Linked DNA regions of Mus musculus: region 2 is linked to region 1. A link is a loop called in an ENCODE intact Hi-C map of the cell type or tissue named here. Cell type or tissue: left cerebral cortex. All regions are shown on one strand. Each heading gives the region's core, and the rest is flanking DNA. Links, peaks and the distances in the headings are about the cores only. Region 1 holds the start of Gm30252 (a long non-coding RNA gene). Region 2 has its middle 20 kb from the start of Gm30311.

Region 1 (15,822 bases), core at 4,443-12,442:
TTCCTGTATAACTCCATTTAAAGTCTTTTATATGAATATGCATGTAGGTATAAAAACATAGAGTATATACTTAGAAAGCTTATAAAAGAGTAGCTTTCCATATGGCTTTTCCTAGCATCCCTACCCTCCACCCCCCTCCTCTGCCTCGGGGTGGGATATTTTGATCTCCCTCAATTATAGCTTTCTTAGTCTCCTTTCCTTTTCTTCTTACCCCCTCTTAACCTACTTTATCAAAAGAACCAAACTCCTTTCCCAAAGCCTGAAGCTATCTCAAAGCCCTTTGATTACATGAAAGAAACAGACAGCTATCACAATATTCTACAAACTAGAAGCTTGGGCTCTGGAGTCTCCCAGCCTGGTGTTGCTGCCTTTATAGATAATTAGTCTGGGGACCTTGGGCAGGAAGATGGAGACTTAAATAGTTATCCAACATAGAGAGAATGGAGTGAGGCTATATGTGTAGAATGTTGAGCATGGTTACTTGACAAGGACCAGCCTTGGCTTGGAGATAGGTTCTGAGGAAGGGGTGTCTGGGAGCAGTGAAAGAAAGGACTCGAAGTCAAATTTTGGGTCAAAGATGAGGGATGATGCTCTGCCCTATACAGCTTTCCAGCCTGGTTTTTCTCTGTTCTGCTTCCTTTCTTTTTGATCTGCTTTCTCTGGAGATCTCCAGACAGCTCACTCTCCATGGTCTGCTCGGGACAGTTCTCCAAGCAGCTCTCTCTTGAAATCCAAAAAAATTCTCTGGATAGTTAATTTCTTACAGATCATAAGTCCAGTTTTTTATTTTACATATCAATGCAGCCATTTACTCCAGGTTTCCCTTTGATTATGCTATGAATCAGCATCCCGTGATCCTAACTTTTAATTCTCAGGAGTCAGCAACAGATATCTGCCTGCCTCTGTTAAGCACAGACAATAAGCTAGCTGGGTGGGACCCCCTGCCCTGCCCTGAAGTTACTATTTCTACCACATGAGCACCTAAATTATCTTTGTCCCAGGTTGACCTTGAACTTGGGAATCTGCCTACATTTGTATCTACCTGTCTTTGTATCTTTCTGAAAGTTGACTCATGGTGTAGCTGCCTCTGGACTCATGTTTTTAGAGTTCTTTTCCACAGCCTTAAGGGCTGTCCTGAAGGTCCCAGTGTTTATCATAGAGTCATTAATTTAACAGGGAGAACACTTCTTTTTTTTTTTTTAAATTAGGTATTATCTTCATTTACATTTCCAATGCTATCCCAAAAGTCCCCCATACCCTCCCCCCCACTCCCCTACCCACCGACTCCCACTTCTTGGCTCTGGCATTCCCCTGTACTGAGGCATATAAAGTTTGCAAGACCAATGGGCCTCTCTTTCTAATGATGGCCGACTAGGCCATCTTCTGATACATATGCAGCTAGAGACACGAGCTCTAGGGGGTACTGGTTAGTTCATATTGTTGTTCCACCTATAGAGTTGCAGACCCCTTTAGCTCCTTGGGTACTTTCTCTAGCTCCTCCATTGGGGGCCCTGTGATCCATCCAATAGTTGACTGTGAGCATCCACTTCTATGTGGCCTAGCCGGCGTAGCCTCACAAGAGACAGCTATATCTGGGTTCTTTCAGCAAAATCTTGCTAGTGTATGCAATGGTGTCAGCGTTTGGAGGCTGATTATGGGATGAATCCCCGGTATGGCAGTCTCTAGATGGTCCATTCTTTCGTCTCAGCTCCAAACTTTGTCTCTGTAACTCCTTCCATTGGTGTTTTGTTCCCTATTCTAAGAAGGGGCAAAGTGTCCACACTTTGGTCTTCATTCTTCTTGAGTTTCATGTGTTTTGCAAATTGTATCTTGTATCTTGTGTATTCTAAGTTTCTGGGCTAATATCCACTTATCAGTAAGTACATATCATGTGAGTTCTTTTGTGATTGGGTTACCTCTCTCAGGATGATGCCCTCCAGATCCATCCATTTGCCTAGGAATTTCATAAATTCATTCTTTTGGAAGAACACTTCTTAAAGGAGGAATGTAAAATATATACATTTTTATACAAATAAACCTTACACCTACAACAGCCATTGACACTCATAGAGGCCCATGCTGGCTGGCCCTGTCCCGGGGGCAGGAACCATGTCATTCTGTCCCTACCAAGGCCATGCCAGACCCAGAGGTTACCCTTCTAATGATCAATAGACTATTACAAATTTTGTTAATATCATTGCCTCATCTAATCAGAACTTACATAAGCCAAAAGCTAGAAAGTAAGCCAAAAGGAAAAAAAAGTATTTTAAGGGGCTAAAATTAATGTGTGGTGTGTGTGTGTGTGGGGGGGGGGGGTGGTAAAACAAAAATACTTCATTCACAGATGGGATCCTTTTCTTGAGTTTAATTAATGTTGCAAATGGGACTATATCAAGTCCATGGCAGAGGAAAAGCAGCTCATCTGGCAGGGAGCTCACCAACAGCATTCCAGGGAAAGAGCACGTGTGATGGTTGGTAACCGACCTTTAAAAGGAAGATGAGTGAATTCCAACCTATATTACCAAAGGCATTTGGAATAGGGAAGTTTATGAATGTGGAGTGGGTGATACATACTCTATTAGGTATATGGTGCATCACGCTTAATTTAACCCACACAGTAGTCCTCTGCAGTGTATTTTCAACCCCTGGTAATTACAAATGTGAACAGAAACTTGGAGTTTAAGCAAGTCATAAAACTAGGAAGAGGGTTTGACTCAGAGTTTGCTCGGTTCAAAACCTTCATGACCTACACATTTTCTCTTTCCACTCTTTTCTTCCTGACTTTTACTTTTTCTTTCCAAGTGCTGGGATTTCTTCAGCTTGTTATTTGAGACAGGTTATCTCACTGTCTGGGACTCAGCAAGTGAGCTAGGTTGGCTGACTATTGTATCCCAGGGATCTGCCTCCAGGACTGGGATCATGGGGTATACTATCACATCTGCATCTGTAATTGTGGGCTCTGAGGTTCAAAGTCATATCCTCATACTTACAAGCTAAACATGTTCCTGGCTATGCTATCTCCTGAGCGCCTCCTTAGCTGCTTACTTTGAATATTTTTAGGCTTATAAGAAACTGTGAGGCTGGGGCATTGGCTTGGTGGGTGTCAGCACTTGCTGCCCAAGTATGAGGACCCACATTTAGCTCCCCAGAACCACATACAAGACAATATGTGCCTGCAGAGGTTTGTAATTCCAGTGCTTTGGGGGGTTGGAGACAGGAGGATCATTGTGGCTTCCTGGTGGCCAACCTTGCCCTAGGTTCAGTGAGAGACTCTGTCTCAAAGGATTAAGATGCAAAGAGACTTGAAGTCATTATATGACCTTCTTGCACATACACACACACACACACACACACACACACACAAAACATATAAACACATACACACATACATGCACATACACACGTAGATATAACACATAGCATATATACATACATCTACACACACATGCATTCACACAACCATGTACATATACAGACACAAACAGACACACAGACACACAGACACACACACACACACACACACACACCACAAAGCTGCTGACAGAATCTGCAGACATCCTTCTCCAGCTTTCCCTCATTCTGTCATCTCACATAAAATAATGACCCATGATCAGGGCAAGAAAATAAACATCAGTGCACACTATTAACTAGACTATGGATCTTATGTGGGCTTTTACCAGTTTTGCACACATTAATTGCTCATGGAACTTTTTAGTCTAGAATTTCGCTTATAGCATAATTTATAGTCCACAGTTTGTAAGTGAAATTAAATGCACAATTCAAGAAAACAAGAAAGACTTTTATTCCTTTGAGAGAGCCTTCATTACAAAAAGAAAATCATTGAAAGAAGTGATGTTTTGTCACTGAAAGAAAGAATACTTGATCTGTAAGGGTCCATGATTCACTGAAGAGTGACATTCCAAATAGTATCTAAATGCAAAGAGTGTTTTGTTCTGCAGAAGTCCAGCATTCTGGAGTCTCCCATCACCAAGACAGAGAGACAATCAAGTGAGCTTGCAAGCTTGTTTTAAAGAACATTGGAATTCCCGGGTAGATGGGCTTTATCTTACTCTATCTCTAGGCATTCTGTAACCATTATCAGTGAAGGTTGGAGCCTGGGGTTGTTTTCTATTAGTAACTGACTTGCTTGGGCTTGCCTAGACTTGCCCAGTTCTTAGGCTTAGTCGTCATCTTTTCTCCTTCTCCTTCTCCTTCTCCTTCTCCTTCTCCTTCTCCTTCTTCTTCTCCTTCTCCTTCTCCTTCTCCTCCCTCTCCCTCTCCCTCTCCCTCTCCCTCTCCCTCTCCCTCTCCCTCTCCCTCTTCCTGGATATTTTCTTTTTTTACATTTCAAATATTATCCCTTTTTACCGGTCTCTCCTCCGGAAACCCCCTACCCCATCCCCCCTCTCCCTGCCTCTATGAGGGTGCTCTCCCACCCATCCACCCACTCCTACCTTCTAGCCCTGGCATTCCCCTACACTGGGGCATCGAACCCCTACAGGCCCAAGGGAGGCTCCTCCAACTGATGTCCAACAAGGCCATCCTCTGCCACATATGCCACCAGAGCCATGGATCCCTCCATGTATACTCTTTGGTTGGTGGTCCAGTCCCCTGGGAGCTGGAGGTGGGGGATGTCTGGCTGGTTGACACTGTTGCTCCCCCCACCCCCCACAGGGTCTTCTTAACTGCCAACTTGAAGTCGGTCACTGAATCAACCTAGCCTTCTCAGACCAGCTAAAATGCTTAGCTCCTCCAAGCTCCTTCAATATTCTGAAGCATTACAGATGGACAGACACTGTAGTCTATAGCTTCCCTTCAGAACATGGCAGGATTAGTGAACTAAAAGTCTCACAAAGCACCTAGTCAGCATGTATTATTGAACCCTGGAGAGGGTTCCTCACCATAGCTCTCTTCCACTTCTGAAGTGCATCAGGACGCCATCCCTCCCAGCGTGGGTGGACTCTTTGTAGCTTTGGCTGTCTTCTCGGTTCCCTCCATGTGCAGCACGAGTTATAAGTGCTGGAGTCAGGCATTTCTGGACACAGTTTTCCATGTGTGGATTCACCAGTATCCGCAGAAGCACTCACATCTGATCCAGTCTATGAGGCTCTGAGGCTACGCTTTTCTTTCATGTTTAACAGCTTGAGATGGGCTGGAAGTGAGACAGCAATGTACTACTTTTGACTGAAGCCTCTTCAAGCCAGGAGAGCCTCTTTTTTGTTTTGTTTGTTTGTTTTGTTTTTGGTCCTCCTGCCTCAAAATAAGCCCTTTGGGAAGAGTTCTCAGGGTTCATACTCCATTCTCTACACCTGTTTGCTGCTAATTGATAGGTATTTCTTTGCCGCCGGGGAAATGAGCCAATTCAAGCCAGATTAGAATGTATTAAAAGCAGGTTTATTGGGAAGCTGCTCTTGGGCAAGTTCACTGGCTCCAAGGATTGAGGCCAGGGGAGTCATCATGGGGAGATCGGGGCAGGGAGAGAAAGAAAGGGCCAATGTGTGCAGAAAGAGCAGAAGAAGAGAAAGAGAGAGGAGAGAGGGAGAGGAGAGACAGAAGGGGGAGGGGAGAGGTGAGAGGAGGAAGGGGAAGGGGGAGGGAGCCTGAAATGTCTGGATTATATAGGGAGGAGCCTCTAGGCGAAGGGCAGTCCAACCCCTGAAGTACAAACTTCAGGGTTGGAGGCAGGGAATGCCAGGTGGGGATTGAGGGATGCTGGGAGAACCTGGAGGCCAGGTTTGCTTCGAAAAGTAAAATACATACCTCAGTCCCTAGTCCTGAGGTTGGAAACAAAACACTAATGTATGAACTTCCTATTTTTTTTTTCCTTGCTAGTAAGGTTACTCTCTTGTTCTCTTACCTGGATGTCCTACCAAACTTAGCAGGTTAGTTTCAAACTGACCGTAGTATCCTCACTCGATTGCTTTCATCCTTTCTAAGTTCTCCTTATTTTCAAGTGCCCCCTCCATCTGCCCCCTCCATCATTGCCTTTCCCTGTGGCCCTTATGGGTAGGTAGGACCGAAAGCTTTCTGTTCCTTCTCTCCTCCGTAGTTCCTTCTGTTGTGCCCATCTGTACCACTGCAGGCAGAAACAAAGCTGTGCCAGAATGTGCTCTCTGAGGCTAGGGGCAAAAAGAAAATCCGTCGCTGTGTTCTGAGATGGTGGCTGAGCCACGCCTGACAGATGGCAGGCCCTCAGTGAATGTATGCTGACTGTCATTCCTGGGAACCTCATTCCAGTGCTGGGTTCTGTTCCTTTTAGGCTGAGCTCCAAGGTGGCACAGCAGAGGAGACAATGGAAGGCAGGCCAGCTAGCCTGGGAATGCTGGCCTTCATAAGAGTCTGCTTTCCAGCATCTGCTCAGGCCACTGATACCTGCCCACACCCATCCTCTTCTCTCCTCTGACCCACTCAATATCCTCGTGTTTGGAAATGGGGAACCTGTTATCTGATGTTAGGAAGTGTGGATGCAAATTCCTGTCACATGCAACCTGAAGTTACACTTCATCCAGCGACTGTGCACCGAACTCTGTTTGCTAGAACTCCAGGCTTTCTTTCATCCTTATGGTTCACTCACGTGGATTCATGGCTTGAATATGGTACATCTGTGTACAAACATTGCACATACATCAGCATTGGATTGAAACCTCACCCATCTCCTGATTTGACTTGATTATAAATCAGAATTCTCACTTGGAGCCAGGGCTTTAGTAGGCAGTACAGGACAGCCCACGTGTCCTGCCTTTTGGCCCTCCCTGAGATCAACCAAACCAACACAAGTCTGTTCTCGAGAACTCTGTTGTCACATTCTAGTCATGCAGATTTTCTTTGCTGGGTTCTCCCATACTTCTCATGTTTTCTCCAACCCTGTTGGATTGATATTTTATTTTATTTTATTTTATTTTATTTTATTTTTTATAAACTTGAGAAGATACAGAGATTCCAGCTAGGCGTTTGCACATGGAATACACATGAAATCCAGTTCTGGGGTATGGGTTGCAACATACACTTGGGATCCTGCAGATATGAAACGATCTCATTGTTCTATATTAAGTATCACAGATTCTAACTAGATTAATCCCAGCCTCACATGACTGAGACCACTATTTACAACTTACAGAAGAGACAAGGACTCTTAGGCCACTGGCTCTGGACTCCTCAAGCCCTGTGACATTAAGATTTGGGAAAGCTGTCAAATCTTTTTGTGTTAAAGGCAACAAATACTTGGAAAAACTCAACTGCTTAGTTTCCCCCCTTGCTGGAAAGCAAGGTTTTAAAATTTCCAAATACTACTCGTAAAGTTTCCTAGACATCGAATGAGACTTTCGTAACAGTATTTTGATGATTTAAGGGCAAGCAAATCAAAAGCACATGGATTAAACATCCCTTAAAACATCCATGTGTTTTAAGATGATGAAGAGAAAGGGCTTGAACAGGCTGTGTTGGGTTTCAGCCCCCCAGTGTTGGAGAAACAACTGAGGCATTGGGTGAATTTTATACAAGACCAAGTTCTTCTGTCTTCGGCAGAATATTATGAGCTAGTTTTCTGCATTTTCAACAGGATTGATCCGCCTCGTTTTGGGAAGCAACAGCCCCTGCTCCATGATGAAGAAAGACTGGCAGTGTGGACCATGCTACTCAGTTGAGAAAAATGAATGAGGTATTTATTGGCCATCACCCAGAGTGAGAACTGGGGAGCGATGTGATTCACACCTGCTTTGGAAGCTTCAAAATAGCATATCCCTTGAGTTTGTACGCATATGGTATCTCCCAAATGTGTTAAGTACTACGAAAGGCTTACCACCAGGATCTTGGCTTTCATCTAAGCCCAAATTCAGCCATTTCTTGAGCATTATAGGTGAGATCTAAATAGACCTTGGCCATGCCTCTCAATCAATCAACTAACACTAAATGCCAGTTGGAACAAGAGAATACATGAAGAGAAGGCTGGTAAAGGAAGATGGGCATCAAAAATGTTCAGCAACTCAGAAAATGGAGAGACCCAATAATCCAAGTTTCAAGCAACTGATAATGTGGAGAGGCTTAGTCACATGGGAAATTACCCAAGGGCACCAGCATCAGATAAAGAAATTGGAAAATACAAGATTTTTATTTTTTTAAGATTTATTCATTATTGTATCTAAGTACACTGTAGCTGTCTTCAGACACACCAGAAGAGTGTGTCAGATCTCATTACGGATGGTTGTGAGCCACCATGTGATTGCTGGGATTTGAACTCAGGACCTTTAGAAGAGCAGTCAGTGCTCTTACCCGCCAAGCCATCTCGCCATCCTCGAATGATTTTTATAAAATAATTTTAATATTTATTTTGCATGTGTGGGTATGGGTACTAGTGGCATGCGCACTATAGTTCTTGGGGAAGTCATAGGACAACCTGTGAGCAACTTCTGATAGGCCTTGAGGATTGAACTAATGTATTATGATGTGAAAAATGCATTTGCAGGGCTGGGGCTGTAGTTGAGCGGTTGAGCACTTGTCTAGTAAGCTTGAGGTCTTGGATTCAACCCTCAGTATTGCTGGGGGTGGGCACATTTGTGAGGTGTTTATTGAACACCTACTATGTGCAGCACTAGCACTGATGAATCAGAAGTATGAACTCTTTACCTCCCCAACCCGCCCCTGCTCCTGGCCGGTTTATGAGCAGGAACAATGGAGATGACGTCATTTATCCTTACTGGCAACTGTCAGTGCTAAAAGGGGAAAGAACAGATAGCTGGAGGAAGGCTTTAGTGGAGAACTTGAGCAAAGTAGACCACATTAGGCTCTTTGCTGCAATGTGTTGCACCTATCAGCTTGATCAAATGCAGAGTCTGAGATTCTCCCCACTCCTGGTGAATTAAAATTCACACTTAAAACTCAGTGCCAGGTGATTCTTAAGCATTTCTTTTTTTTTTTTTTTTTTTCATTTCTAGAAGCAGGGCCAAGACAAAAGTGCACCGCAGGAACACACGGGATTCCTGAATCATACTTTAAGCGCAAACCCCCCTTTTCTTGCATGACAGCTGCAACCTCACAGAAAGCACAAAGAAACCTCTGTCGTGTGCATAGATGCTGAAGGGTACCCAAGTTAGATACCGGACCTTTCCACTCTGCCCTGTCTATTCATATCTTCTTGTCAGCTATATATCTACAGGGTCAGGTTTCTTTCATGTTCCAAATAAGAGATCTATTCTGTTTGGCATCAATATTTCCCCATCTCCCCCTCCACTCCCAGGGCTGCCTAATGCTTTCCAGATGAGGTGTGAGCAGCTGCTAATTGTACCCGGATCAGTCTTGATTTGTGTTTCAGTCAGCAAGGCACCTCACTAATGGGTCTGAAACTTGGCATCAGGCCTGGGAGCTGTGTCAAAGGAAACCGACCCGAAAGGAACTCAGAGGAGAGGCAGAGACAGGGAGGCCATAGAAAAAATTGGGGGGATGAGAGGAGGGGGTAGGGAATCAGGGGAACTAGAGAGCCCTGGGTGGGGTGGGGGTGGAGTGGGGAGGACTTGGGGGTACAGGAAGGGGGCGGGAGCAAAGAAGACCAACCTGGAAAACAGAGGTATACAAGAGGGTCAGTGGCAACTGGGGCAAAAGGGAAGAAGCTGCAGAGATGATACAGGCCAGGAAAACGAGACCAGGTGAGTATTCTGAACATAACTGTAATAGTGATTGGCAACAGAGAGTATTCTGAATGTAACTGTAACGGTGATTGGTGTTTTCTATAAGAAAGACAGAGCCTAGGAGCCCCTGTCGCTTCTGCAGACAGAAATCTGATACCTCTCGCTCTCCAGCCTAGGATTTTTGGCAGGAAGCAGAGAACTCTGACAGCAGCCAGGGAGTGAAGGCTCAGGCTCCAAGTCTGACAGGGTTGAGGGGCTCAGACACACCTTGGCTTTATGAGCTGAGGCCTGAGGCGGGCCTCTCCTGGCTTGAGCTCCTGCAGCCGGCTTTCCTGGAACTGGGCTAGAAAGGGGCCTTGTTAGGGGAAGCTGAGAACTGAAGCCCAAGGGTTTATTTTTTTGAATTGGACACATTCACTGTACTTGTTATATAAAAGAAAGAGAGGGAAAAGTCACCTCTACTAAGAGGGAAGAAATCCACTTGCTGATACCAATTCTAAATTGCTCAAGGTGAGAAAACCAACGCCTGTGGATTCTTATGTAGAGAAAGAGAGGGTAGAAGGAACCAACAGATGAACGTTTGCCATGGGTAGGCTAAGCCATGCTTTGGACGTCAGTAAAGTAGTGGCAGACCCACTCCTGCCCCCAGCAAGACACAAGTAAACAAGCCTGTGTTTTGGAAGAAAAAATTAATACTTCAAAAGCAGCATTCATGTTCAAACAGAAATTTGTACACAACTATTCATAGCAGCCCTCCTCACAATAGCCAGAAGATGGAAGCAACCCAAGTGTCCATCAAGCAATGAATAAACAAATCGTGCTACATCCATATGGTGAAATATTATTCACCCACAGGAAGAGAGTGAAATAATGACACGTACGACAACAGAAACCAGCCTTGAAAATAGTGTGTCGTGTGAAATAGGCCAGGACCCAGATGCCACATTCTGTCTGATTTTGGTATATCAGAAATACCCAGAAATAGCTAATCTATAGTGACAGAACAGCTTGGTTGTTGCCAGGAGCCTGGGGAGAGAGATGGGGAAGAAACTGCTTAATGAGTATGCGGCTTCCTTTAGAGATGATGGGAAAGTTCTAGGAGCTAGGGATAGACGTTGGTGGCATCATGTGATGAGTGTATGTAATGCCACTGAGTCATACACTTTCCAATGGCAAGTTTCATGAGCTACGTATTTTTGTACAGTAAGGAGAACCATTGGAATAAACGCTCTGAGTATCTGGAAAAACTGGTCTGCAGTTAGGAACTACTTTCATGTGTACGCAAATGGCAGGTGATGCTAAAATAGTTTTGACTCATATTCTGAGGGTTGATGATGTTAAAGTGACACTGAAAGGGAAAGAGGGTAGGTAAGAAATTCTGAAGAATAAAAGAAAGAGTGAGGGAAAGAGATGTGGGAAAGCCATCCGTACGGTAGGACATTAAAAACTGGGATAGCCTATTAAATGTGGCCAAGAAGAAGTGAGGAGAATAAATTCGTGATACTTTCTGCCCAGGAGAGACAGGAGCTTCAGACACAGTAAAGAAAAACTAAGACTGAGGGGAAACTCTAAAGATACTTAAAACAAAATGAAAAGTACTCTGTAAATTCCCTGCCTCAGCTCACCTCCTCTTTTATTTCCTGTGAGATGAGGGGCTCTTTGTTTGTTTGTTTGTTTGTTTGTTTGTTTTTGAGACAGGATCTCATGTAGCCCAGGGTGGCCTCAAACTTGCTATGTAGCCACAGATATCTGTGACCGCCTGATCTTCCTGCCTCTAGCCCCAAATGCTTGGGATTACAGGCATGTGTCACGATGCCTACTGAGACGAGTGGGTTTCTGTTTTGTTTTGTTTCTTTTGCTTATGTTTATCAGTTTAAGTGGGGTGGAGCAGAACACGTACACACACGCTTGTTGAGGTCAGGGGACAAGTTGCAAGGGTCAGATGGTTGTTTTCCTTCTGCCACGCGTGTTCCAAGGATTGAATTCATGTTATTAGACTTTGCTGTAGACCCCTTAACCTCCTGAGCCATCTCACAGGCCCAAGACTTCTTTTTAAAAGTGATACTTTAAAAAAATAAGTAGGCATGTGTGTGTGTGTGTGTGTGTGTGTGTGTGTATGTGTGTATGTGTGTGTATCCTGAGAAGCCTGAAGAGAGTGTCAGATTCCTGTGGAGCTAGAGTTATAGGTGGTTGTGAGCCACCAGATATGAGTACTGAGAACTAAACATGGCTCTGTTGGAAAACGAAGGAATGCTTGTAACCACTGAGCCACCCCTCCCCCACCTCAGGGATAAGTTTTAACGTTAATGATGCACCACGGATCTGAGAGCTAAGAGCTACTGTCGGAGTTAGTGTGGAGCCAGGCACTTCTATTCTACGAGGCAATCCGTCTTTGGAAATCCATAGTTTGCAATTGGTGGGTCTTACTCTCTAGGTTTCCTATCTTGGGGACTTTTGCATATGCAAGATGGACCCCAGCCAGAAGAATGATGATGAGGGTCAGAGTATTGAGCCGGCATCTGGGCAGGACCATTTCTAAAATCTCTTCCAACTCTGGGCTTTTGTATATGAACTGTTCTAAGCCATGTGCAGGTACTTAAAAGAAGAAAATTGGTCAGTAGGTCAGGGGGTTAGTAGATGAATACGCACTATGCACATGTGCTCTAAATATCTATCTATCTATCTATCTATCTATCTATCTATCTATCTATCTATCTATCTATCTATCTATCTGGTTTTTTAAGACAGAGTTTCTCTGTGTAGCCCTGGGTGTCCTGGAACTTGTTCTGTAGAGCAAGTGGGTTTTGAACTCATAGATCCACTGTCATCTGAGTACTGGGATTAAAGGCATACACCACCACTACCCCACTTATATGCTCTCTTTCAAAAAGACATTGCTGGAAGAGCACATAAGGCCCCATCTTGCAGAGTAGTTATAGATTGACTAAAACTTTCTGACATGTCCAACTATTTGGAATGTAAGGATTTTAAAAAAAAAAATACACTTACAATTTAAGTTACATCCATAAAAAACTAAGGATAAAATTCACCAATTCGCCCATAATCCTACCGCTTTGATGGATATATCTCCAAATATTTACATATACTTTCATATACTTTGAACACACACACACACACACACACACACACACATGCTCAGAAGAGCATGTGATTTCATGATTTCCTAAGGAACTAGTCTCTGACAGCATTACAGTTTTGGCATATGCAGGTTTAAGAACTTTATGAAAAAACACAAACAGCAGCAAAAAGATCTGTACTTTCTAAGGTTTCAAGAAAGAACACCTGGGAAAGAGATCAGCCCCTGCCGGCTGGCTTCCTTGTGGGTGCATATCTGCTAATGCACTTGAGTCTTGTGAGAAGGTTTCTGCAGACTGAACCTTTAACTTTTCTTCAGCTGTGTGGGGACCAGTGTGTGTGTGTGTGTGTGTGGGGGGGGGGTGTTCTCACTTCCTACATAAGGAAGAAACTTGTGAAGGCCTGCCTGTACTTTGTCACAGATGGAAGAAAATGGGCATAGCAGGTGTCTTCCTTTAGGCATCTTGTTGAGATGTTGGAATGAAGAATTTGGGGAAAAGGAAGCACACAGCAGCTGTTTCTGAATGTTCAGGCAACAGTCATGCATTGGCGCATATGATACACTTCAAGAAAGGGCGAAAATAGCTCCCACCTACAATCTACAGTTGTGGTACCCACTATCTACGTGAGTAAAGTTTTTCTCAACTGATTTGAAATTTACAACTTTGTTCAACTCCTCTCCTAGAACTGTATAGTCTATGGTTGAAACAGGACAACTGGTTTGTTTACCTGGATGGAAGGTTGGGGACACACAGTCTTTTCATGGGGCAGAAAGTACTTACCACCTGGCGAGACAGATTGATACAGTTAGAGGATATCTTCCAGGTCCTCAGAAACCTAATGAGCACATGACCCTCTGCTCAGAATAAACGCCCCAAAAGGAACTATAAGGAGCACGTGACTACTCCTAAAGTATGGAGAAGATTTTTTTTTGTAGATATAAGAGAGAAAGCAGGCAGAGGGAAGAGTCCAGGCTGAACATGGCTGGTAGACTAAACTGGGCTGTGAGAGGAGTGAAGGGGAGGGAGAGCAAGAGGAGCCTCTGACCATGAAAGGCAGCCAGGCCAAGAGACCTGGGTACCCAAAATGGCTGAGTTAATAGGGATCAGTCCCTGGGTGGGAGAGGTCTAGGGGAGGGGTGAGAAGTGCTGAGAGAAGCCACAGGTACTTAGTGAGACCTGTCCTAGATTTGAGTCCTAACAACGTTCCATCTTCTGAAAGGCCCTATGTTCCCTAACTCCAACCTCTGTGCACTCTCTCCTACCACACCCCATCACTGGCTACTTTCCAGCCACAGAGGCTGCCTTGAGGCACCTCCCACACACAGCCCAGTCCTTCCTCTGGCCTTACTGTTCTCTTTATCTTAGATGCTTTTCTCCTTGACAGTTGCACAATATCCTCAGATTCTATCTTAGCTCTGCTCAAAGGTCTCATCACTAATCCTGAGATGTTCTCTAGCAGTCTTCCGTACTTACCAAGCTTTCTTCTTTCTCATTCTCTTCCTTTCTTTCTCTCCTCTATCTCCCTTTTATCTCCATTATTCTCACCACGCCCCGGCTATACCTAACTAGCTTATCATTTTGTTATAATGATAAGACATTTTATAATTAATCTTATCTATTTAGTATCATCTTTCTCTGACAGTCAAATGTAGCTATCCTGAGAGTAGAGATTCTGTTTTCTTCCCTACTATACTTCTGGCATCTTTCACAGATATCTGCCATGGAGGAGATGGGTTGGACACTAGTCAAGCAAATGAGTGGCCGTTCTTTTCCTGCTGGGAATCGCCTTTGTCTTTCAGTCTGTGACTAGCAGCCATTTCTCTCGTGACTGTAGTCTCTTCGTTTGAGCAAAAGAAAATCCTAAAGTAGAGGCTTTAGTAATTTGTCTTTATAACTATAATTGCAGGTAGAAAATGGCCTCAAATATTTGAATCTCTACTTGAGGTTGTCAGAGACATGTAACTAAGACTTTTTCTAGGCATAAATTTATCTTTATTCGGGCTACTGATAAACTCTTCTGAGTCTTCATATGAGCCCCTTCTTTTCTCTACCCAAATCAGAAGTAGATGGTACTCCCTTAAAACAAGCAAGGCTAGTTGCCTCTCACCTGTATGAGCAACCAGTGCCTGAAATGTTAAATGACTGTGTAGGGAGCCAGTAAAAGAACACAGATAGACCTCTAACATCTTACCTGTTACTATAACAAACAAACAATGCCTCGATTTCATTCTCCTCTTCTACCTCTACCCCAAGAGTCTAACTCCTACTTCAAAATTGTCTCAACATGTTTTAATGAGGAGAAAATTCAAAGAACAAAGCATTAGATTAGCCTGAATGGGGCTTCCTGGAAGAAATCCAAGCTACTCTGGAGGAGTTTGGGCTAGCCAACTTTCCTGCTTTTCTGCAGATGTGAAGGCTCTGCATGGCGTATTGATGATTCTGAACACCCAGTCACGGCCATCTTGGGATCTTCCTTTTCTGCCTGGTAGAAGCTTTACGATCACGTAGGATGGGAGCTCATGCTACTGGAGATGCCTCTCTGAAACACTGTCTCGTTTGAAGGAGGAGGCTGAGCTTCATGACACCTAAAGGCTATGCTGAGTAGGAAGGAGGACAGGAGAGGCAAGTGACTCTAGTTTGCTAACTAGTTCAGCTGCCTTCTTATATATGTCTAAACTGGTTTATTCTCTCACTCTCAAGCCCACTCAGTCAGGAATTGCATGTTTTTGTTTGTTTGTTTGTTTGTTTGTTTGCTTGCTTGCTTGTTTGTTTTTTGAGACAGGGTTTCTCTGTATAGCCCTGGATGTCCTGAAACTCACTTTATAGACCAGGCTGGTCTTGAACTCAGAGATCCTCCTGCCTCTGCATTGCAAGTACTGGGATCAAAGTTGAGCTCCACCATGCCTGGTTTAGAAATTTGCGCAGTGACTGATAACTTTCCTTCTGCTATTAAGTGTTGAGCCATCTTTGATTGTCCCTTGCTTTCTTTTTCAAGCCTGTGGCAGAATGTTTACTTCTGAGGACAGACAATAGCAGTGACGTTATGTGGATGAATGGTATGGTGGTATGCCCAAGTAGAGAAGTGTGAGCTTTCACATACACTC
Region 2 (15,822 bases), core at 4,869-12,868, 66 kb after region 1:
TTAAGAAACTTCAAGAGAACTTAAAAGCCGATCCTTGAAAGTTAGGCCTTTCTGATCGTGGAAAGGTATCTATCTCTGCGGGGCCTGGGTTGAAGTTCGTCTGGAGTCTTTAATATTTCAGCGTCTCCTCTTCCTTCTTCAAACTTTCTGGACTCTGATCCACTCCCCTTCTTGCTTGATGCTCTTCCCCACCCCCGCGCGCCCCATGGTCTCCATCCTTGGAGCCCACGGGTAAAGGAGAAGAAGGGCTTGGTCCGAGGGCCAGAGAGGGGGAGGGGGGAAAGCCCTGGGCTCCCATGCTGGGCCCAAGGAGACTGTGAGAAAGTCCCTCTCCATCTGCAGCCCAGCCCGGTGGGAGTCAATTAATTCTGAATAACCTAAAACGACAGAGGTATTTGCATTCGCAACCTGACTGATGACCGTATAAAATTGATTTATGAATTAAAGTGTTTCCCCTCCCTTTATCCCCGATTCAGTCTGTAATTGATTATACGTGCTGCAGCGAAATTAAATAAAAGAAAATTAAAAAGAAAAGAAAGGGAGAAGTGAAAAAAAGAGAGAGGCCTTTGCTCTGCAGTCCAGCCTTCTCAGGGTTCCCCACGACCAGCGAGTCTAGTCTCCACTTAACAGTTTTTTATTTAAAAAGTTACTTCCAACTTTATTTCTATCCCCCGCCCCCACCCACCCCCTCCCGGGCCCCGGGCCTGGCTCCACCACCGTTAGCATTCTCTTTCCCGCTTCCTCCTCTCTGTACGTTTGGGATAGAGCAAGGCGCCTCCCTGGTAGAATTACACCTAGAAAAAAATGTGAGGGGTGAGCAAAGACTGCTGCCTTCGGTGTCTGCCTCCCCGCTCCGCATTGTGTCTTTTACTTTGTCGCTTTTTAGAGCTTTTGTGGCTCCTTCCTTTCGCTTTTGACTGCTTTTGACGCCACTCTAACTGGGCGTCGTCAGAATTCCCTTGTAGCAAGTTCTATTAGGTATTCTTAGCAAGAATCGCATCGATGGTAAACATTTTAATGTCTGACCCCTTACTGCAGAATTTTTCCACAGGAAACCAAGTGTTTGTATCAAGGATAAACGTTCAATTATAAAAATCTCAAGGTGCTTTTAGCCAAAGGAGGAGTGTTTTCTTAATAAGAGAGGGGTGTTAAGCAAAGGAGAAGATGACTCCAATTCAAATCACCCAGAGAACAGAACAGCAGGCTTCGAAACCAGGGACCTGAACGGTACTACCTTTGGGTCCCTGATATGACATTTTCCATTTCTTTGCATGGCTGTTTAAGACAGAGAGGGCTGTTAAACCAGAGTCAACATATATGAATCCCCTTCAAGTACAACTCCCCTAAAATCACAACGGAGCCTTCCTCATTCTAACTTTGAAAACATGGCAACTCCCCTAAAATCTAACTTTGAAAACATGGCGGTACTGACTCCAGAGGGTGCTGGCAATAATGTGATTAGTGGCTGTCTCCTACCCCAAACTCAACATTGCTGTTTGAGCAGTACATGGGGAGCTGTCTGTCATCGCAAACTAGATTTGGAGAGCACGCTGTCTTCTTTGCCTCAGTCTTCTCAGAGGTCCTGGTATCTAGAATGGGTCCACTTACTTACCCACAATGCTCTTTGGTCTTTCCGTCTCCCACCTCTGAGGTGTTACTCCTACTTCCGGGTACTCATTTCCTTACCTTAGTTTTTCCTCCCATACCCTTTACTGTCCTTGGTGGGTCCAGTGTTGATTCTGTGCCTCTAACGTCTGATGAGCAGCTTCGTGGGGAATTACACACTAAGCGCTGTTAGCCACAGTGCACAGAAAGCTCAACAGAGCAGGAGGTGGTAGCTCAGGCCTGGCTGGAGAAAGGCCTCTTTGTTGATACCTGGCATGAAGTCTGTCTCCTCAACAAGGAGCTCTTCTGAGAAGAGACCCCTGAGCAGACACGTGAAGATGCAATTCTATGAGAACTGTAAAAATTGGAATCTCTTCAGAGGATGGCTCAAGAATATGTGCTGAGAAAATTCTTAGTAGGTGTTAAGGTAGCACTGGCAGAGAGAAGGCTAGCCTGTGGAAGAGGTGTCTCTGCGGCTTGGAATCCTCTACCCATCTCAGCAGAGCTGAAGTGCTGCCTACCTGAAGTAAGGTTAGGCAGCATGAAAATCCACATAGTCTAGTTCACCCATGCAAGATCTTTGTGGAAATGCAGAAGAGAGAGGAAACACCAAGCTTTGCCTTAGGTGTTTGGGATCATTGAAGAGAATAAAAAACCCAAGAGCAATCTGTGAGAGTACTGAGGCACTGTGTACTGAGGTACTAGGTCCTGGAGTACTGAGTATTAAGGCACTGGGTATTGGGGTACTGAATACTGAACTGCGAGCAGAAACATAAGGCCATAGCAAGAGGGAAATCCACCCCCACACCTTTGCTGTAGGAAACCCTACATTCATAGACAAGAAACACACACACACACGTGTTCTGTGTTTATAGAGATCCAGAACATGACATCAATAGAGACAAAAACTAGCACAAGAGACATAAAATGGATGACTCACATTTCTAGGATCCTTCCTTTTCAAAGGAAATAAAGAACTTGGTGTCTAGCTCCTTAAGGCTGAGCAATGTTTCAAAGCACGGATGTCAAGATATTAACAGTGAGCTCTAAGACTTCTAGATTTCTAAGACTTCCTAGATTTCTGATTGTATGGACTGTCAGTTGGTGGTCCTTCCCCTAAATTCAGAGGATGAGTCTTAATGTCCGATACGATTGTATGAGGAGATGATTAGGTGACGAGGCTGGTCTGCCATGATAAATTAGTCTTTTATGTAAACTAACTATCTCTGCTGACCAGGGAAGGTATAACCAGAAGATGGCTATTTGCAATCTGGGAAGCAGCTCAGACCCGGACACTGGGAAGCAGCTCAGACCCAGACACTTGATGGCACTTTGACCTTGATCTTCCCAGTCTCCAAATCCAGAAGAACTAAGTGGTTGTTGCTGAAGTCATTCTGGGTTTGCTGCTGAGGGAGTCTGAGCTGAAACAACATTCAGATGGCTCTGGAAGGTGAATGCTGTCTGCAAGATATATCTGGAAATGTCATGTTTGAGAAGTATAAACTCCACAGTCTCTAGTGGGCTGACGAGTGATATCGAGCTTGTCTAACATGTGTGAGACCCTGGGTTCAATCCTTAGCCCCATGATGAAAAGTCCAACAAATTAAGACAGTGAGAGTCCTTTTGTTGCCAACCTTTTGGAGGCAGAATTTCATGTTCACTATGAAGCTGAGAACGACCTTATACTTCTATTTTCCTGCCTTATCCTCCGGAGTCCTGGGATTATAGGAATGCACCACTATGCCTAATTTATTCAACAATGGGACTCAAACCCTAGGCTTCATGAATGCTAGGCAAAACTCTAGGTAGTTTCTACCCCAATCTCCTGCATTGGTCTTCCACTTTGTTCTTTTCTTACTGGTCCTTTCCTTTTCAACTGAACTGTATATACATTATTGAGTTTGTTGAAAAGATCTTACATAAATGGTGTTTTCTTTTATGCTTCTAAAACAAGAGGATAGAAATGATTTTTGAAGACATGAGGTAGTTCCTTAATTTCTAGGGAAAGATTCAACGCGAACAGCAACATTGTTGGGCGGAATGGTTGTCATTGTAACCATACCTGTCAAAAGCATAGCACAGTTTCACATGGATGCTGCCAAAGAATCCGATCTTCCTTAAGCAATGTCTTCCTTAAACATGTCAGAGCCAATGAGAACAAAGACCAAAAACTCACATTAACAGTAAGAGGCAGGCTGCAGAGAATGGCTGAAGAGTTGTTGAAACACGTCACTGAGGTTCTGGGATTGGTTTTGCCATAATGGCCCATTCAAACATTCTTGGCAAAGCATGTAGCTATGTAGGAGCTTTTCTAGAAACATCTTCCCTTCTGGCATCCCAGGGGATTCCATGCTGTTCTCAGTGCGAATGTTTCTCCTGGGCTTTTCTCCACAGTTGCTACAGGAATAAGTCTCTGCTTTGGTGTGGAGGGTACTCTGAGCTGAAACTACCATCTTCCAAAATCCTAGTAGGTCTTCTATGGTTCCTCTACCACAGGGGGCCTCAGTTTCAGTTTCTCAATTGTGCTGCTGTCTGGACTCCTGCCATACCTAGGATTGTCTTTCTATAAGCCTTGCCGAGTCCTGACTAACTTTCCCCCTTTCCTGGTCCAGTTCCCTAACAAATTTAGTGTTCTTGTTTTTGGTTTTCGAGACACATTCTCACTCCATAGCCCAGGCTGGCCCAGAACTCACCCTGTATCCCATACCATCTATCCCATACCATCTCTGAACTTCTGGCTTCAATCTTTCTGTCTTGGCCTCTTAAGTCCTGTATTTTTGGCTGTGTGTTGCCATTTCCAATTTTAGCCCCCTGTTCTTGTACTGAGCAGAAGGGAAATATGTTCTTTACTTATTAATTGATTTATTATTACTTTCAATGCTAGGGATCAAACCCAGGATTTCACACATGCAAGGCAAGCACCCTCCCACTGAGCTATGTGCACAGACTTGCCACTTACACACAACATTCTTCCTAGGCTGGAAAATGTTGTTCCACCTCCACAAGGTTCTGCAGATTCTGCGTAGTAACGCAATAGCCCTTTTCCCTGGAACCTGGCTCCAAAGCTAATATACCCATAAGGTAAATGAACAGAGAACAAATCCCAGTCAAGATAATAAACAAGGCCTTGGCAGCAAGGCCCTGTCTGTGTGAGTAAATGCCAAGAACATTCAAAGAAGTGAATAGATACCTGTGGGAAAGGCCAGCAGAGACTTTCAGGGAAAATGAAACCAAAGAGCAAATGGATTCCTGAGAAAGATCTAGTAGAAAAACGCGTCTGTTTAGTACATGCAGCTGCTTTCTTGGTCCAACAAAGGCATTAAAGAAATCATGGATTGAAGTCTTGAGGAAAGATAGGGAAAAACAAAACAACAACAACAACAGAAGCAAGCAGCAGCAACAGCACCACCACCACCACCAAAACTTTGCTACTGAATTATCTAGTGCATTTGCCCCATTTTTTCCAATTAAGACATTTCCCAGGTCCTCTAGATGATCTCTTGTCGTTTTCCTTTCCATCTTTTAGTTCGGGTGGTGCTGGGAGCTGAGCTTAATGAACAAGAAGAAAAAGAGATACCTGGGGTTAAAGTTGCCAATCAAAAGCCAGGAAGTCTCAGACAAGAGGTTGTGAACAGTGCAGTCTTAGGGTTGTCTAGAAAAAGACTGACTATGTTCCAGAAGGTAAGTTCCAATTCTGCAGATGAACAGGCCACCAGAAAAACCTGTCACCTAGCAGTAACCACAGATGTGGTGAGGAACAAGAGGGTCCTTCAGAGCTGCTTACAACATTAATAGCCTCTTGTTGGTCAAGGAAGATAATGCTGCAGGTCAGTGCAATGGTTAGGAAACACATGTACAGAAAATGTTGAGAGCAATGCCTGGTGCACAGCACTGTGGGAAGATGCCTGATGTCCATCCATTATAAACAGGCAAAATAAAAGAAGTAAAAACCCAGGTTGATATGTCATTTGTCAGGAACCACACATTTGTAGTTCCCGAGTAAACGCTGTATAAGGTAGGAATGATATGGGTAGAAAGAATGTTGGTCTGGGTTTAATAACAAATCAGTATTTTTGCTCAGATGAAGAAAAAAAATTAATAATTAGTTCAAGATGGTGTCTGATGGTCTGATATTAATATATACAAGACAAGAGACTATGTACAAAACAAGAGAACCTGAAAACATCGTATTCATTTCTGATTAAAAACTAGCTTAAGGGGATAGACCAATCCTGGTAGAAATAGGAAGACTTGTTCATCAAAAGTTCTCTTCCAACCTTTGAGTGGAAGTTTGAGACCTATTCAAAAGAATGAGTCTCCCGCATCTGTGACTTCCCCTGGTGGCCCTGCTCCTTGCACAGTATCAGTCTCTGTGCTCTAGAGAGGCTCTCAGCAGGTAATGGGCTTCCTGGTTCAGATGAGCAGTGGTAGGTAGAGGATAGAGGTGAGGAGAGCAGCAGATGGTGGGGCTTCTGGTAGGCTGTGGACTGGGCGGAACAAAAGAAGAGCTGAGTGGAGAGGTCTTCAGTTCTGACCCGGTGAAGAGGAACCGTCTGGTGAGCACCTTGTGGCCACAATACCTCAGGACCCTGGCTGTCTCAGGAGTGGATCATCATATTCCTTCCAGCTCAGCATGTCTGTGAGTCTAGTTAAAAGCCAGCTCTGACGACAGTCATTGCCCACAGCTCCTCATGGTCATCTTGGAGCCAGACAGAAAACCCACATCACATTTTGATCAGTAATCTTTCCAAAAGACTTGCTTGAGTTCTGCGAGTTTGTTTGTTTTGTTTTGTTTTGTTTTGTTTTGTTTTGATTTCTACAGGAATCTCACTTATCTGATATCCAAGAGTTACCTTCTAAAGATCCAGAGGCAAACCTTGCAGTGGATGCTGGATAATAAGAGTTATATCCTGGTGAGTAATGTCAAAATGCTGCATGAGAGAACATCATCTTTGCAGAAAAACTGAAATGCAGTTTTAGGAACAAGTTAGTGCTTTAAGAATAAAAGTGAGCATAAAAATATGTCTCTAGTATTTAAAAATCCCAAATCATTTATTTATTTTCGGATTTGAGACGTTTAATCTTTGTATGGATGCTATTTTTGAAATAAGGAACAAAGGCAGACAGTTAGGGCCATTAAGAAATAATAGGAATGAAAGCCAAAGCCACGAGTTTAGGGGCACCTCAGAAACAATTTTGTTATTTTGAAAAAAAGTAACTGTTTTTGAAAAATTCTGTTTTGAAAAATAACTTGAAATTCTTTAGTGGTTCCACCCTTTACAATTCCACGTGACTGCCATGGCCAAGGTAGAACTGACTCGTTAGTCACCGTGGCTCCATTCTCTGAAGATATGGGTATTTAAAGTACAAAAAGCCTTCAGGAGATAATTCTCTAAGCGGGTGCGGTGAGTCACCAGTTGACGTGGGATAATGGTGTAGGTTTTCTCAATTTCCTGTCTGGGATGAGAAGCTTCATTCCATAAACATCATCATTAATAGAAGAGGGAAAAATAGATGGAGAGACTTGAGACTGTCCAATGAGGAAGATCTGCTGTAGGATTAAGCTTGGGTGTCTACCCCAAGGACGAAGTGGTAGAAAGTTCGCCACATTTGATTATGAAGTGGGCTTTTGTAGCCTTTTTTTTTTTTTTTTCTGAACCTCTGGAATAAAGAGGGTTGATTTGCGACGGAATCTCCAGAGCCTGCAGCCATATATTACAATATGTTGTAAATCCAGAGGGTACAATATAGATTTCACAGGGGGGCCCTGGGGTTAATTGAAATTCCATCTGTTTCTTCCATGTGGGTTAGACTCCTAAGACATGCTCACTCGGGATGAGATATAGGATTTACAAGCTTTTAATTTTTAGGCTGAAGTAGAAGTTCACCTAACTCTGCGCCTCCGTCCGTTTACATCCTACCTTCAATTTTAAAAAAAGAAGAAGAAAAAGAGAAGAAGAAGAAGAAGAAAAAAAAACCAGTTTAAAAGGCAGCCTGGCTTTATTCCCCTCACAGCTGCCCCTAGGCAGCCCCCCTTCCTTGCAGTGCATGCTGGGTAATGCCATGTATTCTTAGGTTTCCAATGGCTCCCATTACTGTCAATTAGTTACGGAATGCTACAGAGATTCATGCCTGACAGCTCGGGTAAAGGCAGGAGAAATGGGCTCAGTAGGGAGCGAGGGGCCTGATTCTTTTTTGTCCACAAGAAATACCTTTCTCAGCAAGGCTTTTAATGGCTTTCTCTTCTTTCTTTCCCTCTGCCCGGGCACACCCCGTGATCCCGAAACACACCATATACACATACACACATATAGTCATATGTCAGTGTGTTTGTGTGAGTATCACAGCAGACTGTGAAGGCTCTCGGGGCAGAAGGCTCTGAAGTAGCTGTACAGGTTCTTAGAGCAAGCCTTTACATCCCTACTTAGATCTTGCTCGGGATTAGATTCCTGACTCAGGTCTCTTCAGGTGTCTTGTTCCTAAGTGCTGCCTCGGCCTCCGGCCTCAGTCTTGCTTGCTATTGTTTTCCTTGGCAGCTCTCTGACTTATAAAGGAGAAGCACAGTCTAGCCACAGATCCTGGTCAGAGACCCCTGCTGCTTTGCTTGGAGTTTGGGGCAGCGAATTCTCCTGACCATCCTGACCACTCCCATGACCCATGACTTCTTTTTCTCCCTCTTTCATTTCTCCTCTTTTGTGGCATTCCTCCTTTCCCTCCTCAGAATCACAGAGATCATTGTACTTAGAAGATTTTTCTTTAACTCCTGGATCACCTTTTTCTCCCTTCCTATTCACCTAATGCTTATCATAACATAACATTTCCTGTTACTTTAGCATTCTCTCACCACATGCTTGGAACACCTGCCCTGGGTATTTGAATAGATTCTTCCCTCTCCTCAAATACATTTGAGCTTAAAAGCTGCCAAGATGGAGAGTTCTTCCTGTCCAAGGAGAGCTGAAGGTACTAGGATCCACAATTCATGCTCCGTTGTGTCTCCCAGGACTCCACATTCTCTCCACAGCCCAACTTATTGTCTAAAGCTGTATTCCTCATCTATATGTTGCCAGCCCATCTATTACAGCGAGTCTTCTTAAGACAAATGGCCATCTTGTTCAAGCAAACCACATCTAGGAATACCATCTGCTACAAGCAGGGGTTCAATGATGTGGCTTAAAAATGGATTAAAACATGTTTCCAGAACCCACATTGCTCCGGAAGAGTTTTCTTACTCTGAGTCTGCTGTCATTGCTCTTTTACATGAACACCGGGCCTTCCTCATGATTCAAAACAGAGAAAGGCTTAGGAAAGACCTGATAGGAAAATACCAGATGCTAATAGAAAACAATGAGCACAATGCTTAGAGTTGTCTGTTCATCCAGATGGAGATGAGAATGAGGATGGGCTAAAAATAGCAGGCGACGACACACTAGAGAAAAACACGGTCTGCAGCAATGTGTGCCTGGGTTATTCATAGTCTCAGTTCCTTCCTTCCTGAGGCCTGGCCTAGTGAGGGAGTCACTAAAGGCTGGAGTAGGGAGACAGTCCTATTCTGTCTCATCCAGCCATCTGTGAAAGGCAGAGTAGGGAGGCCCAAGAAAAGGGTACTGTGGTGGAAGAAGTTAGAGCCAGGTTGTAGAACGTAAGCCTTAGAGCCCAAGGGTTAAGCTGCAGGCTTTTATTTCCTGGGTATTGCAGTCAAGGAATTACTGGGAAGACCATATTCAGAAGAATTTGGCTGAAGACTGCCGCTACTTTATACTGTCAACACATCACCCCTGGCACGGTGCCTTAAGATTCCCGTAGAATCTTTAAGCTTCTTATTAATGATACCTTCTGCAGTGCATAGCCAATACCATCTCCTTAGCAAATCTGCTGTAGTTCCCTGTCCTTCAAACTTTAATATGCTGACAGATGACATGGCAGCTCACTAAACGGGTGATTCTGAGTAGGATTTTGAGACTCTACAGTTGGAAGTTCTCCAGAGATACCCTTGTCGCTGGTCCATTGACTCTCTAAGTAGTAAGACATCATCACTTCATCATCTTGTCCATACATAAAAGTGTAATGATGGATTGTCTTGAGCCTGAATTAAATAAGCAAAAGTCGATTGCCATATCTTTGTTTCTACAGATTAAAAAAAAAGACACCTGTTTATATCTATGGTCCATGCACCTTTTAAGGTAAATTAATCTAGGAGGTGCTGTGAAATAATAAACCAGCACATAGCCTAGATATAATAAAGATGTTTATCCAGTCTGTTTTATGTATAGACTTGAGACAGGAATTATTAAATGAGTTTTCCTCTCCAGTGAAGTTGCTTTTGCATGAAAAAAGTCAAATGTACTGAGTGATGAATGAGGTTGGTTGATCTTCTTAAGGTGAGGTGTGACGTTATCAGTGAGGCACATTCTATTTCCTAGTTGTATGGTGTGAGGGTTTATATATGCTCAGCCCAGGGAGTGGCACTATTTGGAGGTGTGGCCTTGTTGGAATAGGTGTGGCCTCATTGGAATAGGTATGTCACTGTAGGCTTGGACTTTAAGACCCTTATCCTAGCTTCCTAGAAACCAGTCTCCCACTAGCTGCCTTCAGATGAAGATGGGGAACTCTCAGTTCTACCTATACCATGCCTGCCTGGATGCTGCCATGGTCTTGCCTAAAAGATAATGAACTGAACCTCTGAACCTGTAAGTCAGCCCCAATTAAATGTTGTTCTTATAAGAGTTGCCTTGGTCATGGTATCTGTTCACAACAGTAAAACCCTAACTAAGAGATATGGGTTGAATAGTCATTTGTTCCTTGCAGTTCTTATGCAGCATTTATATGCCACTGTAATGGTATTAAGAGGTAGAATGTGAAAGAGGTGACTGGGCCATGTGATCTCTTACTTTGTTGGTGGGATTAAGGATGCTCTGCAGGACTGAGCTTGGTCTCCATCTCTCTTTGCTTTCTGCCATGTATTGCTCCAACAAGAAGGCCTTCAATAGGTGGCAACACCTTGATATTGGACTGTTTGCCTTCCAGAACTGTGAGGTAATGAATTTCTGCTCATTATCAGTTACCTCGTCTGGAATACAATGTTATAACACCACAGTTGGACTAAGGGAATTGGATCAGTTACTTCTCTATTGCTGTGATGGAACACCATGACCAAGACAACCTGTAAAAGAAAGTGTTTTATTGTGCTTATGGTACCACAGAATTAGAGTCCAAAATGATGGCAGAACAAGGGCACGGTAGCAGGAAGAGTTGAAAGCTTACGTCTTAAACTGCTAACAGGAGGCGAAGAACAAGAAATGGCAGCATGAGTTTTTGAAACCTCAAAGCCGACCCCCAGTGACACACCATCTCCAGTTAAGGTCACACCTCTTAATCCTTCCCAAACAGTTCTACCAACTGTGGAAGAAATATTCAAACATAGGAGTCTATGAGGATATTACCATTCAAACCACCACATTAACCAATAAACAGTATTTGTTTGGTAAGTACAACAGAATAATCACACCTGCCCAGAGTTAATGTCTATGGTTTGTGCTCCCATTAACATACAGGTTTGAGACTTAATTTATGGAGGTAAGTGACATTTATAAGGCCATGAAAATTCACAAGGGCACAGGTAGCATTTATGAATCATGAGCTGGGCACTAACTGGGGTGGAGAGAGCCCAGATTTCAAGAAACAACAAACAAACAAACAAACAAAACTCCCAAGACCCCAAACATTTTAACATAAAATGATAATCTTGATAATTTGCATAATTTAAGAAAGTGTTAGATGTTTATGGGCATTAAAGAAAATTTATGGGAGGAAAAATATTACTTTAGATTAAGAAAGTCTAGGACATTTCTTCTAAAAGAATTGAATTAGAATTTGAAGGAAATTTAGGCTGAGAGGGCAGTGGTTGTGCCAGGCAGGTAGAAGGACATGGACGTGTATGGATATAAAAATGCATTTAAGTGTTTGGGAATTGATGAGAATAACATGTTCACTGGAGTGATTTATTTGGTTGAGGCAAATAGGATAGAGGGAGCATGAACTTGGGAGTCAGTTAGGGAAGGTTTTGGGGGCTGGAGAGATGGCTCAGTGGTTAAAAGCACTGACTGCTCTTCCAAAGGTCCTGAGTTCAAATCCCAGTAACCACATGGTGGCTCACAACCATCCGTAATGAGATTGGATGCCCTCTTCTGGAGTGTCTGAAGACAGAGACAGTGTACTTACATATAATAAATAAATCTTTTTAAAAAAGAAAAAAGAAAGGCTTTGAACACTAGACGAACAAACTGAGACTTCATTTGGTAAATAATGGATAATGTTTTGAGTAGAAGAGCACATCTTAGCAAAAATATCTTAATTGATTAATTGCAATAGTTTGTGTATATGAGTCAGGACAAACTGGATCTGATGGGGTCGTGAAGTTCATGGCTGGTGTGGGGTGATACTTACTGGCAAGGGACAGAGCAGGCTTGAAATTAGTTGAAGAAAATGAATGGTTGGGGAAAGAGACAAATTCAATTTGAGGTACTTTAATGAATAGTAAGAAAGAAATGTGGGAAAACCCATTAGCCAGTTGTGAGCAGGGCCCTGATGCAAGCAAGACCCTAGCGGATGCTATGGTGGTGAAAGTCATTTCTAAGGAAAATTAACGCAAAGGCATTGTTTTAAGGCTGATAGATAAGGGACTCATGTCAGACTTGGGAGCAGACTGTGGTATTGAGTCAAGATCCACTAGGGCTTTTAAAGCCTGAGATTACAAATATCTGTGCCAAGATTTTCACCAATCAGGATGTAGGGATGGGGTTTCCTTAGGAACATGTCTTTGTTGTACACTTTAAAATTCAGACAAGAAATGTCCAAATGGATAAATAGCAGGGCTAGGAAAACGGAATCACGCAGAATAAAAATAGGGACTACAGGGGCAGGGGCTTGGGTGGGAGCTAGGGGGAGGGGGAGGGGAAGGCAGTGACCACAACACTAAAGGCTGCAGAGAGAGTGTGGGAGATGAGGTCAAGGAACAACTCATTCAGGCCAAGAGGCTTTTCCCAGAGTGGACAACTCAGAGTGCAGAGGACGGATCCACACAACTGGATTAAGCTGTGAGCAGTTCGTAATCAAACTGGGAGTCTGTGATTTATTTTTCTTTAGGAAGAAGAGAGTAGGAACTAGAATAAAAGTGGGTGAATAGAGGGCTTTGAGACTGACCATAGTCTTGGGAAACTGCCAAAAGGTGAATGTCTTGAAAAACAGCAGTTGAGACAAACTTGAGCTTGCCAAATAAGCACAAACACGGACCTAAAATGCAACAGCGGGTATGCCTCAGGAGTGGAAAATCAGTCCCACAGGTCGGCTGGTAAAAGCCAGTCAGTTGCCAAGGACGATGGAGGTAGCCCAGCATAGCTGTCTAGTGAGTAAGTCTAAGCTCTGAAACTGGGAAAACCCCAGAAATTGGAGTCTCACAAGAGGAGGAGGGATAGGGAACAGTGATCCAGAAAAACAGACTTCGAACCCCAACGACTCCGATTTCAGAGACACTTGTGAATAAACTGAAGTCTGGTCCCTCACTCACCATGCTTAGCACATCACACAGGGCTTTACCTGGTTCGGGGTGGAGAAGATGCAGGAAGCTATGCCTCTGCCCTTGAAGAGCTTCACTGAAGTCAGGAGACAGAGGTAGCATTTTGACTCTGAGGGGAGAATACACGCCATGCGGCAGAGACAGGACATTAAACACTGTGATCATGTGACTGACATAGCTCCCTGAGGAGCTATCAGGGTGCAATGATGGAAGCCATCCCTCCTGCCTTTATGTCTTTTATTTCTTCCCTAGTTGTCTCAGATAGGTCACACAAGCTGCACCCTGGTCATAGAGATGTGCAACAGAGAGAAGTTGAACTGATTTTCTCACATGTGTAAGACTTGAAAGCTATACTCACTACTCTGCTCAGAATGATATAGGAAGGCAATACTTATCTACCTCCTGGGCCAGTGGTGGGACACTCTGCTTGGCATGACAAGCCAGGCAGGCTACGAGGCAGAAACAAGATGCTCTGTGAGAGCTGGCAGTTACAGCCTTCAAAGAGAAGGCACCCAAGCAGAAGCCAGCGCACAGCTCACCGACCTTGGAACTCTCAGGAAGAAGCATGAGGAATGGGACTGGCAGGGAGGCTCTGAGTCTGGACTGATCTTTCCCTTCCATCCTCATCCTCAAGATTCTATGCCATCTCAGGCCGCTCAACCTCGGGAGAAGTGCTGGCTCTGCCGTTCACAGGATGTGCAACTTGACCAACGTGCTTGGGACAGCTGAGTCTCATTTTACAGAGGGGGCAAAGATGCTCATAGGAAAAGCACCTGGAATAAGCAATTGCAGGGTATGATTTCAGTTTTGCTCTTCTTCTTCTTCTTCTTCTTCTTCTTCTTCTTCTTCTTCTTCTTCTTCTTCTTCTTCTTCTTCTTCTTCTTCTTCTTCTTCTTCTTCATTTCTTAGTAACTAAAGGATAAGATTTGTCTTTTAGCCACAGCCTCCGTATCAGGAGTGGATCTATTCACAACCCATATATGTGCTCTGGAGAGTCATTTTTTCTTTTGACTAATGTCACTTTAATCTAACACACACACACACACACACACACACACACACACACACACACACACACACACACACTGAGCCCCATTTCAAGCTACTGAATCTAAATCTTAGTGCCACAAGACTCTGGACAAAGTTTTAAAAGCCTTCACCCTTGTTTAAGAATGTTTTACTCTTTTAGATGCAAGTACCCAATGAGATTCCATGTAATAATGTTGTTGAGAAAATAGGTAAATTATAAATCTGGTAAACTGTGTAGGCTCAGAGCCTAGGGCTGCTTCAATCACAAGAGCACACGGAAACAGGATTTGTTCCTTTGGAGATTAAATATTTTAGAGAAACCTACCATCAAACATTTGTAGGCTGGGAAGATGCTCAGTGGTTAAGACTACTTGCTGCTCTTGCAGAGGACCATATTCAGTTTCCAGCATCCACGTGGAGGGTCATAATCACCCAAACTCTAGTTACAGCGGTTCTGATTCCCTCTTCTGACATCTACAGGCACAGACATGCATATAGTACATATACTTCCATATAGGCAAAACACCCAAACACATAAAACTAGAAAATCAAACACACACACATATACATATATATGTACATACATATATTACTTTGTATATATTAACAGTCTAATGCTCAAGTGTGGGTTGGTTCTAATCTTTTATTTTTGGTCGTATTGATTGCAAATCATTCTATTGTGATGTTTTCACTTTCCAAAGATTCAAGAACCTTCTTATAGCAGGACATGGTGATGTACACCTATACTATACCTCATTCAAGAGGCAGGACGATTGTGAGTTTGAGGATAGCCTTAGCTACATATTGAGATTCTGCCACAAATAAACAAGCCCTTCAGCTTCTCTTGACTTTTTGAGGCATCTATAAAGGTGGGAGATGGAAGGATGTATCCTGGAGGAAGGGATTAGACCGGCTGGAGGAGAGGGACGGAGAGGAGTGTTGAGTAGTGTAAAATGGATGCTCCTGAAGCATGTGGCAGATTAAAAACCAAGCAACGCCGTCCTATGGAAACAACTTTACAGATGTACGGCGTTAACTATCTCAGACTTGTAGGTTTGTGTGCGCGCGCGCGTGCGCGCGCACGCGTGTGGTTGTGCTGTGTGAAATGTTGTGCTGTGTGAAATGGGGAGGTGGGGTAGCTATATACTTAGAGTTGAAAATAAAAAAGGCCCCTGTATTGACTCCTGAAAGGCTGAGATAAAGAGAACCACATGGGACACATTGTGAGCAACGAGAGCTCAGAGCTGGCCTCCATTCCCCATCATTGTGCTCCACTCCTCCTTCCCCTGCCCCTCCCACTTCAAAATCTTCCCCGCAGCCTCAGCCTAGTTCCACCTCCCCCTTTCCTTCTCAAAGCCCAAAGGCCCTCTTTTCAAGCTCTCTCTGCTGAGGCCCCCTCAACTGAGCCCAAGGCCTCCATTCAGAGCCACTGGTTTGGTTAAAATCCCTTATTCACCCCCTAGCCACCCCTGCCCCATCAGCTGAGCCTCGGTTCAGACCTCACAAAACAAAACAAAACCAGCCTGTATAATTGATGGTGGCTGCTGGAGGGCCCCCCTTCTGCGTTCCCTCCAGGGGCTCCTACCCAGTCAGCCTCTATTCTCAAGTTTCCCTCT

Evidence for each region. Peaks named below come from ENCODE experiments on the same cell type or tissue, not always from the same donor. Only the 100,000 strongest peaks of a DNase experiment are listed, where the experiment ranks them.
Region 2: it touches region 1 in a loop (1.9-fold over the local background); 3 of 42 quality-filtered maps call a loop at or near these places.

What each region holds. Positions count from the first base shown.
Region 1 is chr16:44,606,706-44,622,527 of GRCm38, forward strand. Gm30252 (a long non-coding RNA gene) reads left to right here and starts at 9,524. Exons shown (of 3, transcript XR_384865.2): 1 at 9,524-9,638; 2 at 13,139-13,341; 3 at 15,126-15,485. In left cerebral cortex, for the core only: no CTCF peak of the experiment used is centred there; DNase peaks (open chromatin) are centred at 4,998, 6,151, 7,728, 9,318 and 2 more places.
Region 2 is chr16:44,671,907-44,687,728 of GRCm38, forward strand. No RefSeq gene overlaps it. Among named protein-coding and RNA genes, the nearest start is that of Gm30311, 20 kb to the left of the region's middle. RefSeq lists an enhancer at 1-1,210. In left cerebral cortex, for the core only: no CTCF peak of the experiment used is centred there; DNase peaks (open chromatin) are centred at 7,043 and 9,025; H3K27ac peaks cover 299 bases.